2 separate regions of the Homo sapiens genome follow, and region 2 is linked to region 1. The links are chromatin contacts, found by Hi-C or POLR2A ChIA-PET in ENCODE. All regions are on one chromosome and are shown on one strand. The core of a region is the stretch at or near the end of the contact, and the rest is flanking DNA. Distances in the headings are between cores, read along the strand shown. Region 1 overlaps GCOM1 (GCOM1, MYZAP-POLR2M combined locus). Region 2 has its middle 31 kb from the start of GCOM1.

Evidence for each region. Hi-C counts contacts between places; a loop is a spot of excess contacts on that map. ChIA-PET counts read pairs that join two places held with the same protein, here RNA polymerase II (POLR2A). Pooled maps may share reads with other maps.
Region 2: a loop to region 1 is called in a map of mammary epithelial cell, with 7 times the contacts of the local background. The contact joins two enhancer-like sites. A Hi-C loop is called at or near these places in 22 of 168 maps with a recorded cell type or tissue (A673, B cell, CD14-positive monocyte and 14 more), 10 of 37 single-sample maps with no recorded cell type and 23 of 50 pooled maps. POLR2A ChIA-PET finds 5 or more read pairs at or near these places in 4 of 52 experiments (GM10248, K562, PC-9 and 1 more).

The regions. Positions count from the first base shown.
Region 1 is chr15:57,664,546-57,669,673 of GRCh38, forward strand. The region is part of intron 10 of GCOM1 (GCOM1, MYZAP-POLR2M combined locus); the gene reads left to right. The region is part of intron 11 of MYZAP (myocardial zonula adherens protein); the gene reads left to right. It also overlaps the pseudogene LOC124903589. Among named protein-coding and RNA genes, the nearest start is that of POLR2M, 40 kb to the right of the region's middle. Within about 2 kb of position 2,811, at least 3 of the 41 ENCODE cell types and tissues checked have a DNase peak (open chromatin) inside an H3K27ac peak, as active enhancers do.
Region 2 is chr15:57,558,642-57,563,769 of GRCh38, forward strand. No RefSeq gene overlaps it. Among named protein-coding and RNA genes, the nearest start is that of GCOM1, 31 kb to the right of the region's middle. Within about 2 kb of position 2,895, at least 16 of the 41 ENCODE cell types and tissues checked have a DNase peak (open chromatin) inside an H3K27ac peak, as active enhancers do.

The DNA.
Region 1 (5,128 bases), core at 1,561-4,060:
TCTACGGCACGGATGCTAAGCAGTCCTTCTCCAGGTCCTGAAGTCCTGGGGTGACCTAACTTACATGTTCTTTAGTTATTCTTTCTAACATAACAGAAAACTTTTAAATAGATATCTAATTAATACCTCCTAAAAGAAACCACAAAAGTTTTGGTAGATAAATCTGGTAGCTCCCCATCTTACTAATAAGTAGCTACATTTGTGAAGAGTGCAATTGCAGACTCCAGACTCAGACTACCTGAGTACAAATCTCAGCTCTGCCACTTAGTAGTGATGTGATATTGAGCAAGTTAATTAACTGTCCTATGCCTTAGTTGGCTTATTGGTAAATAGGAACTCTCTCTGTGAAGTGGCATCCTCTCCATAGAGTTGTTATGATGATTAAATATGTTAATACTTAAGTGATTAGAAAAGTACCTGGCTCATGGTAAATGCCATATGTGTTACTGTTTCTTTAATTGCCTGCGTCCCAGGGACTCTTTTATTGTCATTGATAAATATTTTAGATTTATAGCTATGTCCCATAATGAATCACTCTTTCTCTTTTGCTCATCCTCAAAGTTGGAGACTATCATCAAACTCAGCTGTGTGATAATTTAACAAAGAGAATTTCACCTTTAGGTGAACATGAGCAGGGATTGTACAAGCCAGGTCCTACTAGCAGGCCATAGGGCCCAGCAGTCCTTTGCCTGCAGCAACCTGAAAGGTTCATCCTGGGAGGGTGAGGCTGGACGTGAGTCTTATAGGCTGGCAATATTTCAGCTTCTTTTAGCAGTTGGCCCCGATATTTGCAGAATTCATAGGAGTTTGGGATTCATATCAAGTCTTAGAGTTTAAGTGTCATAAGCTGATGGTCTTGTATGATGTCATTACTCCTATTATGTATTCTGGCTCCATGCCCAGGCAGTATTTGGGGATTTATTGATCATGCCTGTGCTCCTCTTAGCCACAGTGCTGTTGGTTTTAAAGAAGCAACCCTTAGTTTCAGATTGAAGAGCCTTGGCTCTTACACATGTCCTCAGTTAGTCCAGTTCCTAGCTGTTCCCCAAGAACACTTTAGCTGTTCTGCTTCTTGAGCTACGGGTTCAGGACTGCATGACATATCCAGCACTGTGCTGGAGCTGCTTCATACTGGTTAATGAAAGCGGAAGACATGCATCACTTCTCAGGTCTCCATTTGGGGATGTCATGTTGGTCGCTTGCAATTAGCTATGGAGGAGGTCTTGACACCACAGAAATTGACATATGTCACAATCAGAGCTTTTTAACCTAGGGATTTTATTGTCAAAAATTTACTAGTGCACCATTAGTGTTATGTAACTCTGCAGTTATACCTAAGGGCTTTGTGTTTTTACCCTGACACCTCTGCTTACAAGCAGAGTAACTCTGGGCAGGTAATTCTACCCCTCTGAGCATCAGTTTCAGCATTTGTGAAATAGGGATAATCCCTCCCACTTGAAAGAAACTTTTTATGATTAAATAATAGATACAAAAGACTTAGAATTGTGCTTGGCACAGTGCGAAAGATGGACAAATGTTAATTCTTTCTTAATTACTCAACCTTTTGGAGACTTCGGTTCTGACTCACATTCTGCCATTATCTGTGCATGACCTTGGGCAAATCATGCCACCAACAACCTGGACTCGGTTAGTTCATCTTTAAAAAAGGGAGAAGGCTTAGATCAACTCTGAGATTATTACCATTTTTAATGTTTGAAAACTTTGTTGAAATGTTGAAATCGTATTAGGATCCTAGACAGTTAAGGGAACACCCTCTACCTGATCCTGGGCTCGGAGAAAAGGACAGGCCCTTTCCTAGGTCATGGCTGACACTCTAGAACCCTTCTTCTTTTCTTTTAAAACAGAGAATATGGATTATTTTAGTCCCTGGATTCATCATTTGTGCTTACCTGGGTTTAAACTCATTAGATTTTGAACTCCCTCCTCCCTCTGCCCCAAATCCAAATGACACAGCAGACTCCTAAAAGCTTGCTCTAGCCTGGCCCTGTCAGACTACATTTTCATCAACCAATTTAAAATCTTCCTGATCCCGCTGATGAGTGAGAACATGCGGTGTTCAGGGGACATAAACATGGGAACGATAAACACTGGGGATTACTAGATGCGGGAAAGAGGGAGGGGGAAAAGGTCTGAAAAACCACCTACTAGGTACTATGCTTATTACCTGGGTGATGGCCTCAGTCATACCCCACACCTCAGCATCCCACAATATACCTTTGTCACCAACCTGCACATGTGCCCTCTGATTCTAAAATAAATGTGAAAAAGAAAATCTTCCTGATAACAAAAATATGCCCATTCTTTTTTCTTTTTCTTTTTTTCAAACAATTTTTTTTATTAGCTCAACTTCTGGAGAAGAAGAAATATTCTCCATTTCCAATATAGAAAATGTTCTTAAAATAACATTGCAAGCATTTATCTTCATAAGCTTTCTGAAACTCTGAACAGATTTCGTTACACTTTTCTCTGTCGGATATACTACACTTACAGCTCAATTCAAAAGTCAGAGGAAAGGAGTCAAATGTCTTGGTTTTGTCCATCCTGCATTTAATGTGTGTTGTGTAGCACCTGAGCCTCTCAGTGTGTCTGTTATGCATTCTTGCGACTATTATTAATTTTTCTGTGTAATGTTGGAGCGGCAGCACCAGGCACTCGGCTCCCCACATGCATTTTATGGAACACACATTCAGTGTATGTGCTACAGCCCCCGAGCTGCCCACACCCCTGGGCCTGAGGGGAATGGTGGGGGAGGTGACCGCCAAACATTCGTGACATAATTTCCAAAAAATGTCCAGAAGTGCTGCACATTTTCTCCCTTCGTGAAAGGCACATGTGCCTCCCAAGCCATTGGGTTGGTATTCGTTACACATATAAACACAAGGGGGTGGTGTTTGAAAGCAGGAAAACCATGGAATTTGCTTCTCAATCCCAGAAGCAATCTTTTTTGTAGCACAGTCCAGGCAGCAGTCTGAGGCTATTCTTTGTCGTTCCACTGTAGTCATATTCTGCAAGACTAAGAAGGAGATAGTCTTGATTTATTGTATCAAATCGGTTAATTTAATTTTTAAAGACTTTTCTTAAATCTGTCCCACGCTCTCTAACTCTCCTCTTACTGCCCATGTTCAGGCTCTCATCATCTTTTATTTTTTACCTTATCAACTTAGTTATTTATTAACTTACATAAATAAGTTTCTGTTATTTATTAACTTACATAAGTAAGTGTTTCTGTTTAAGCATATAATCCACTGAGTTTTGACAGTGTTTATACCCATGAAATAACCACTACAATCAAGATAGAGAGAATTTCTATCACCCCACCAAAGATTCTGTTTCAGTTTGCAACCCAGCTTTCCATTCATCCCTAGGCAATTCTTGATCTTTTTTTTCTGTAGATGGTGAGTCACTTTTTATCACTTTTGGTCACTATGGATTTCCATTTAGTGGGAATCCACTGTATGATTTGCATTTCTAGAAATGGAATCATATAGCATGCCCTCTTCTCTGTCCAGCTTCTTTCACTCAGCATAATGATTTGAGGCGCATCTAAGTTGTATGCATTCCCTTTTGTTGCAGAGTGGTATTCCATTGTATGAATATATCGCAGTTTATTCATTCAGCTGACAAAATACATTTGAGTTGTTTCCAGCTCTGGGCTATTGTGAATAAAGCTGCAGTGAGCATTAGAGTACAACTCATTATGTGAAGATAGTTTTAGTTCCTCTTGGGTAAATTCCTGGTAGTGGAATAGCTGGGTCGTAAAAGGAGGTATAAGTTTAACTTTTTAAGAGACCGTCAGTTTTTCAAAGGGGTTGTAGTATTTTAATTTTCCAGCAGTTTGAGTGTACCAGTGTCTCCATATCCTAACCCAGACCTAGTATTGCCAACCTTTTAAATTTAGCCATTCAGTGTTATAGCTTTTAGAATTTGTCTAGTAGGTTTTCTGGCTTTGAAAGCTCCAAAATAAAAATAAAAACAAAAGAAAATAAATTGAGCCATGCTAGGGGATATAGAGTGCTGTCTCATGTGGTTTTAATGTGCATTTCCTTGTCAACTGGTGATGCTGAGCATCTTTTCTTCTTTTCGAGAATCTTTTCATATGCTTTTTGCCATTTATAAGTTTCATCTTTTGAAGTGTCTGTTCCAATCTTTAGTCCGTTGTTTTATTGAGCTTTTAGTTTTCTTACTATTGAGTTGGAAGAGTTCTTTATATATTCTGGATTCGAGTCCTTTGTCAGATGTATGTGCTATGAACATTTTCTCCCATCCTGTGACTTACTTTTTTGTTTTCTTAATGATGTCTGTTGAAGATATATATATATATATATATATTTTTTTTTTTTTGCAATGGGGTCTTGCACAGATACCCAAGCTGGAGTACAGTGGTGCAATCTTGGCTCAATGCAGCCTTGACATCCTGGGCTTAAGTTATCTCCTACCTCTCAGCCTCCTGAGTAGCTGGCACTGCAGGTGCATGCCACCACGCTCGGCTAATTTTTGTATTTTTAGTAGAGATGGTTTCACCACGTTGCCCGGGCTGGTCTCGAACTCCTGAGCTCAAGTGATCAGCCCATGTCGGGTTCCCAAAGTACTGGGATTATAGGCATGAGCCACCATGCCAGGCCCTGTTGAAGAGATTTTTTATTTTTGGTTTTCAATTAACCATTTATTTCTTTTATGATTTTTGTCTTTTGTGTCCTGAGAAATATTTGCCTACTACAAGGTCACAAATATGTTCTCCTGTGATTTCCCCTAAGAATTTTATGGTTTTTACTTGTTTATTTAGTTGATCCATTTTAAGTTGATTTTTGGGTTTTGTGTGAAGCAAAGGTATCAATACTCTTTTTTTCTACACAGATGCCCAGTTGTTTACTTTTAATGTCTCTTTAATTTCTGATATTATTTGTACCCTCTTTCTCTCCCTATCTTATCCACTCTGTGTCTCTGTCTCTCTTTCTCTTTCTCTTCTTTAACCAGATAGTGGGTTATCAATTTTTGTTGATTTTAAAAAATAATTAAAATAGCTTTTGGCTTTGGTGATTTTCTCCATTGCTTGTCTGCTTTCTATTTTATTGACTTTTGCCCTGATGTTCATTACTTCCTTCCTTCT
Region 2 (5,128 bases), core at 1,645-4,144, 110 kb before region 1:
ATCAGTTAACTATAATACTATTTGTATATTAACAAATGTGTAGGATTTGGAATTCTGCCTTCCTACATCAAATACTGTTATATCTGTAGCTTTTTCATCTTTCAAATAATTTGCTTTGGCTAGATGACCAGAAAGAGAAGAGGAAAGACAACATCTTTAAGTCTCTATAAAAGTTCCTAATGTGGTTTGGCTCTGTGATCCAAACTTTATGTTGAATTGTAATTCTCAATGTTGGGGGAGGCACCTGGTGGGAGGCGACTGGATTATGAGGGCAGATTCCCTCCATGCTGTTCTCGTGATAGATCATTCTCACGAGATCTGATGGTTTAAAAGTGTGTGGCACTTCTCCCCTCTTTCTCTCTCCTGTTGCCATGTGAAGATGTGCTTGCTTCACCTTTGCCTTCCACCATGACTGCAAGTTTTCTGAGGCTTCCCAGTCATGCTTCCTGTACAGCCTGCAGAACTGTGAGTCAGTTAAACCTCCTTCTTCATAAATTACACAGTCTCAGGTAGTTCTTTGTAGCAGTGTGAGAACGGACTAATACAGTTCCCAAGTTGCTTTTCAGAAGGGTTTACTAGTTTGTACAGACCCAAGAAATTACAAATGTGGCAGTTTCTCCCTTTCTCTCTCCCCTCAGCTTTGATTATTAACATTTCTTCCCGAATAATAGACTAATCTTTCTTTCATCAGGGCAGTCTTTTTATATTGTTAGTGAAGTTTCTTTTAGAAATTGTCGTTTTGTGAGTCTTTTTAATTTTTTATTTATTGTCTAGTGTGGTTTTTGAGTAGCACATAAAATAAATGCAGATAGTACAGGAGGGTAAAACAATGAAAAGTGAGTCTTCCATCCTTGGCGCTCATTTCTCCAGGCTCTACTCAGAGGCAGTCACTGTTTCTAGTTTATTTTGTTTCTTCTGCTTCTTGTACATTTTTCTCGGGGACTCCTGGATCCCTCGCCCTCTGGCTTCCCACTGCTTTTCTGGTTCTCTTTAAAGGGCACCCTACCCCCAGCTGCATTGTCAGGCTCAGTGCATCTCTCTTCCCTAACAGGTCCACAGTGGTCAAAACTCTAAACATATGAACACTTATTGGGGAAGGTAGTGAGGATGGGAGCCAGTGGGGGATGTGGCCTGGGAGGGAAATATTGCCAGATCTCATCTTCCTGAGATGGCAACAGGAGATTTGGACCAAAGGCTCTGGGTCTGTTGGGGGGATGGGGGGAACAGCATTTTCAACCAGGTGTTAGTAGTGGCTGCAGAAATGCGGTTTTCTGGGATCTCAGGTGGGCTCTTTAAAGAAGAGACTGATGGGTGATGATGGAAGCCTTCACAGTCCTGATGTAATAGCCGAGGTGGACAGCAGGGGGAGCTGTTGGACGCTTCTGGCCCAAATGTGGCACAGGAGTAGATTAGTGGCTCCTGTAATCCAGGGCCCCACCCATCAGTGGTGAAGTCCCAAAGAGGACTTTGGACAAAACGAAGCTTTGCCTTCCCAGTGTTGCCCAGGTGATCTGGTGTTCCTATGTTACTCTTAGGTGAACTGTTGCAATATTCGCATTGCAACAAATTGAATTCCAACATTTATTGTGAACTGCTATTTTGTGAGAGACCTATGTTATTCATGCATACCTTTCAAAGGGCAGTCACTATGCACCTAGTCTGCACTGGCTTATGCTGAGATGAGTAAGGCTCAGTTCTGGACCCAACGGGATCAGAAATGTCCACCGAGCACTAAAAAAACAAGGGATGGAATTTAAAGCACTATAAAAGAGGTATAGATGAAGTGTGGCGGAGGTTCATGATGGGAACGGCTGTCATTGGATGGAGCAATCAGGGCAGAATTCATAGAGGAAATGGCATTCGAAAGGGCTTTAAAATGGGCTTGAAAATTTAGAACTGTTTATTATGAAATTTTAATCTCCTAGAAGGGTGCATCTTTGGTGGAAAAAACAGAGGGAACACGGGGATGAAAGCTGGGCTCAGAGGATCAGCCAGTTGCATTAAAATCTTGAGTAAATGAAGTGGAGAATTACTGGAGGTGAGACTGGAAAACACGTTTGGATCCATATTTTTGGAGAACCTTGAATACCACTCTTAGTAACAAGGCAGCAGTAGCTGCTTATAATCAGGAGATTCTGGATAAAAAACAGAGGAGTTGGGGTTTATGCCTTCTTGTCATTTCTGAGAAGACGAGTAATTTTTTTAAAATAGCCAGTGAAATTAGTTCCTATAAAAGATGTGATCCTTGATCATCAATAAGGACAATCGACTTCTCCCAATGGAGAAATCTGATGATCCATTTCACACATCCCTGGGTGCAAATTACTACCTAGTCTACACTAGTGTTTCTCAAACTTCAGTGTGCATCAGAATAACCTTGAGGGCTTGTGAAAACATAGACTGCTGGCCCCACTCCCAGAGTTTCTAGGGCAGCCAAGAATTTGATGCCAATGCTGCTGGTCTGGGGACCACACTGAGAACCTCTGGGTTTAAACATCCTACCTGACCTTTCTCAGTATATCCACTGGGTGGCAGCAGAGAGCATCACAGGCACTGCACAGTGGTCAAACCTGGAAAGCCCGGGCAGAGGCTGTGGAGGACTATTTCTGTGTATTCAATGTAGGTTATTTTTGCTGCCAAATGACAATACAAACCATCCACAATATCAGGCTCTTCAAAATTCAAGGATGCGTTGTATAAGAGAATGATTGGTGACTTGGATCTTGTTCCTTTTCCAGGATGTCGTCACCACCAGACCCAGTCGAGACATCCTCTCTCTACCAGGCGCCCCCAACAAGTCCTTCCTTCAAAAAGAGAATAGTTTTTAATAACTTTCAAGGTCACCTGCAAAAGGGTTTCTGTTTGAGTAATGTAATGACTGTAAAGCTGGCAAAAAACTGTATCGCCAGCTGATAGCTTGAGTCAGACTGGAAAATTACGAGCAAATTTTTCCATGAACCAAGAGGAAGTGTCCAGTCATTGTTGAGAGCAGGTTCATAGCTGTGTACGAGCTCTAGGAGATGGGGAGGCCCGTGCAGACCTACTTCCTTCAAGAAGGGAAGACAAAAGAAACACGTTTTGAGTTTGGGTTTTTAGATGGTTGGGAAGTTTATGTTATAGGATTTTTTTTTGAGGGGGGGGTTTGTTTGTTGATTTTTGTTTTTAAGTTATGAGAGTTATTTTCTTTTTCTTCCTTTTTTTTTTTTTTAGAAGGAGTTTCACTCTTGTTGCCCAGGCTGGAGTGCAATGGTGCGATGTCGGCTCACCACAACTTCCACCTGCCAGGTTCAAGTGATACTCCTGCCTCAGCCTCCTGAGTAGCTGGGATTAGAGGCATGCGACACCATGCCTGGCTAATTTTATATTTTTTGGTAGAGACGGGGTTTCTCCATGTTGGTCAGGCTGGTCTCGAACTCCTGATCTCAAGTGATCCACCCACCTAGGCCTCCCAAAGTGCTGGGATTACAGGCGTGAGCCACCGCGCCCGGCTCTGAGAGTTATTTTCTACTAACCAATGATGTACTGCTAGATTTTGGAATAAAAGGTTCTATGTGTGTGGGGAGGGGAGGAAGGAGCAGAATCAAAAAGCCCTGAGCAATGATAGGATGGATTAGAGTTTGGAAAGGGAAACGTGGGGTCCAGAACACACTGGTTAGGCTGTGGCAAGGGGGTCCTCTTGACATCCTCTAACCAGATCTCACAGCACACTTCCTGCCATGTCGCAGCAGAGACCAGCCCTCACCAGACCCGGTGCTGACATTAACCAGGTGCTGCCCTGAGCGAGATGGCGTCCTGCCACGCCTGCTCCGTCATCTGGGAGATGCCTTGTCGGCAGCTCCAAGGCCTCCTGTGGGAAGGCATGAACGTCTGTCCTCACGTCCCTGCTTCCCTTATTACCCAGCGGTGGAAGTTCATCCCCCACTCTCCTATCTTCCTGAATTCATCCCATCCTTTGTTGGCCCTGTGTGTGGTTTCTTCCTGTACTCTCTTTTGTGGATTTTTGTAGAATTTCAGAAGTGATTGTGATATTAGATGTGATCATCTCTGCTCTGCCTGCTGCTGGGGATGTGTGGCACTGACCCACTCTCCCCATTTTCCTCATTGTGGCTCTATAGTCAAAAAGGCTCTTAGGCCCCTTCTAAGTTCTTTCTTCTCCAGGCTAACATCCTTTTCTTCTTTAAGTCCATTTTTAACATTGGTTGTGAGTTAACTCCTGACCTCTCCCCCTCTGTCTAGTCCATGCTGGTCACTCCCTCCTTGCTCTAAAAGTGAAGGTGCTGGTGGGAGCAGGACCTTCTGGCTATCCCCAGGCAGGCCCGTGCCTCCCTCGAGGCTTTGACATTGTGATGTGTGTGTCTCTTCACACCAGGGTGGGAGCCCCTTGAGGGAAAGAACCACGCCTTTCTCTCTCGGGAGAAAGCCCCTGTCAGACAGCAGGCATTTGAAATTAAACAGAACATTATAATTCTGGGTCCTAACCTTTATAAATGCAAGGCAAGACTAGATTATGTTAGCGGATTTGTCAATATTCATTTGGTTCAGTCTTATTGCACAGATAGGCAATTAAAGCATTTTAAATGGGCTGTGCTTAAGTGTGGTCCCCCTCTCATGTACTCCTATAGCAGGCTTTAAAACACTGCATTGCGCTTAAAGATCTGCTTCTTGGATTTGGGCTGTTGAGCTCTTTTCCTTCTTCCACATCATTCCCTCAACTTCTCAAGAAGTTGTCAACTTGAGATGCTGACACATTCTGCAAGTGCACAGGGACACAGCCCTAAGAGTGATCAGCTACCCCCAGTGCCCATCAGTGGTTCAGTGAAGGACGGCATCCCTGCTTAGAATTTGACCATTCAGTCTGCCGGTTACCAAAACCATGTTCATGCTTTAGTGTAAAGGTTTAGCATCAAGGTTACGTCCCAGGTGATGCTTCAAATCCAAACTTCCCCCTTCCCTGGGCTCCTGTGGTCTTTTGTTCTCTTGCAGCGCTTCCGGACTGTGGTTAGCTGATTATAGTTATTTTTTCCTACATCATTAGGTGGTGAGCTTCTCCGGGACAAAGTCTGTCTCATTATTCATCTTTGTTTGTAGCAGGTGCCTGACAAATACTGATAGAATTAAAATAACTTTT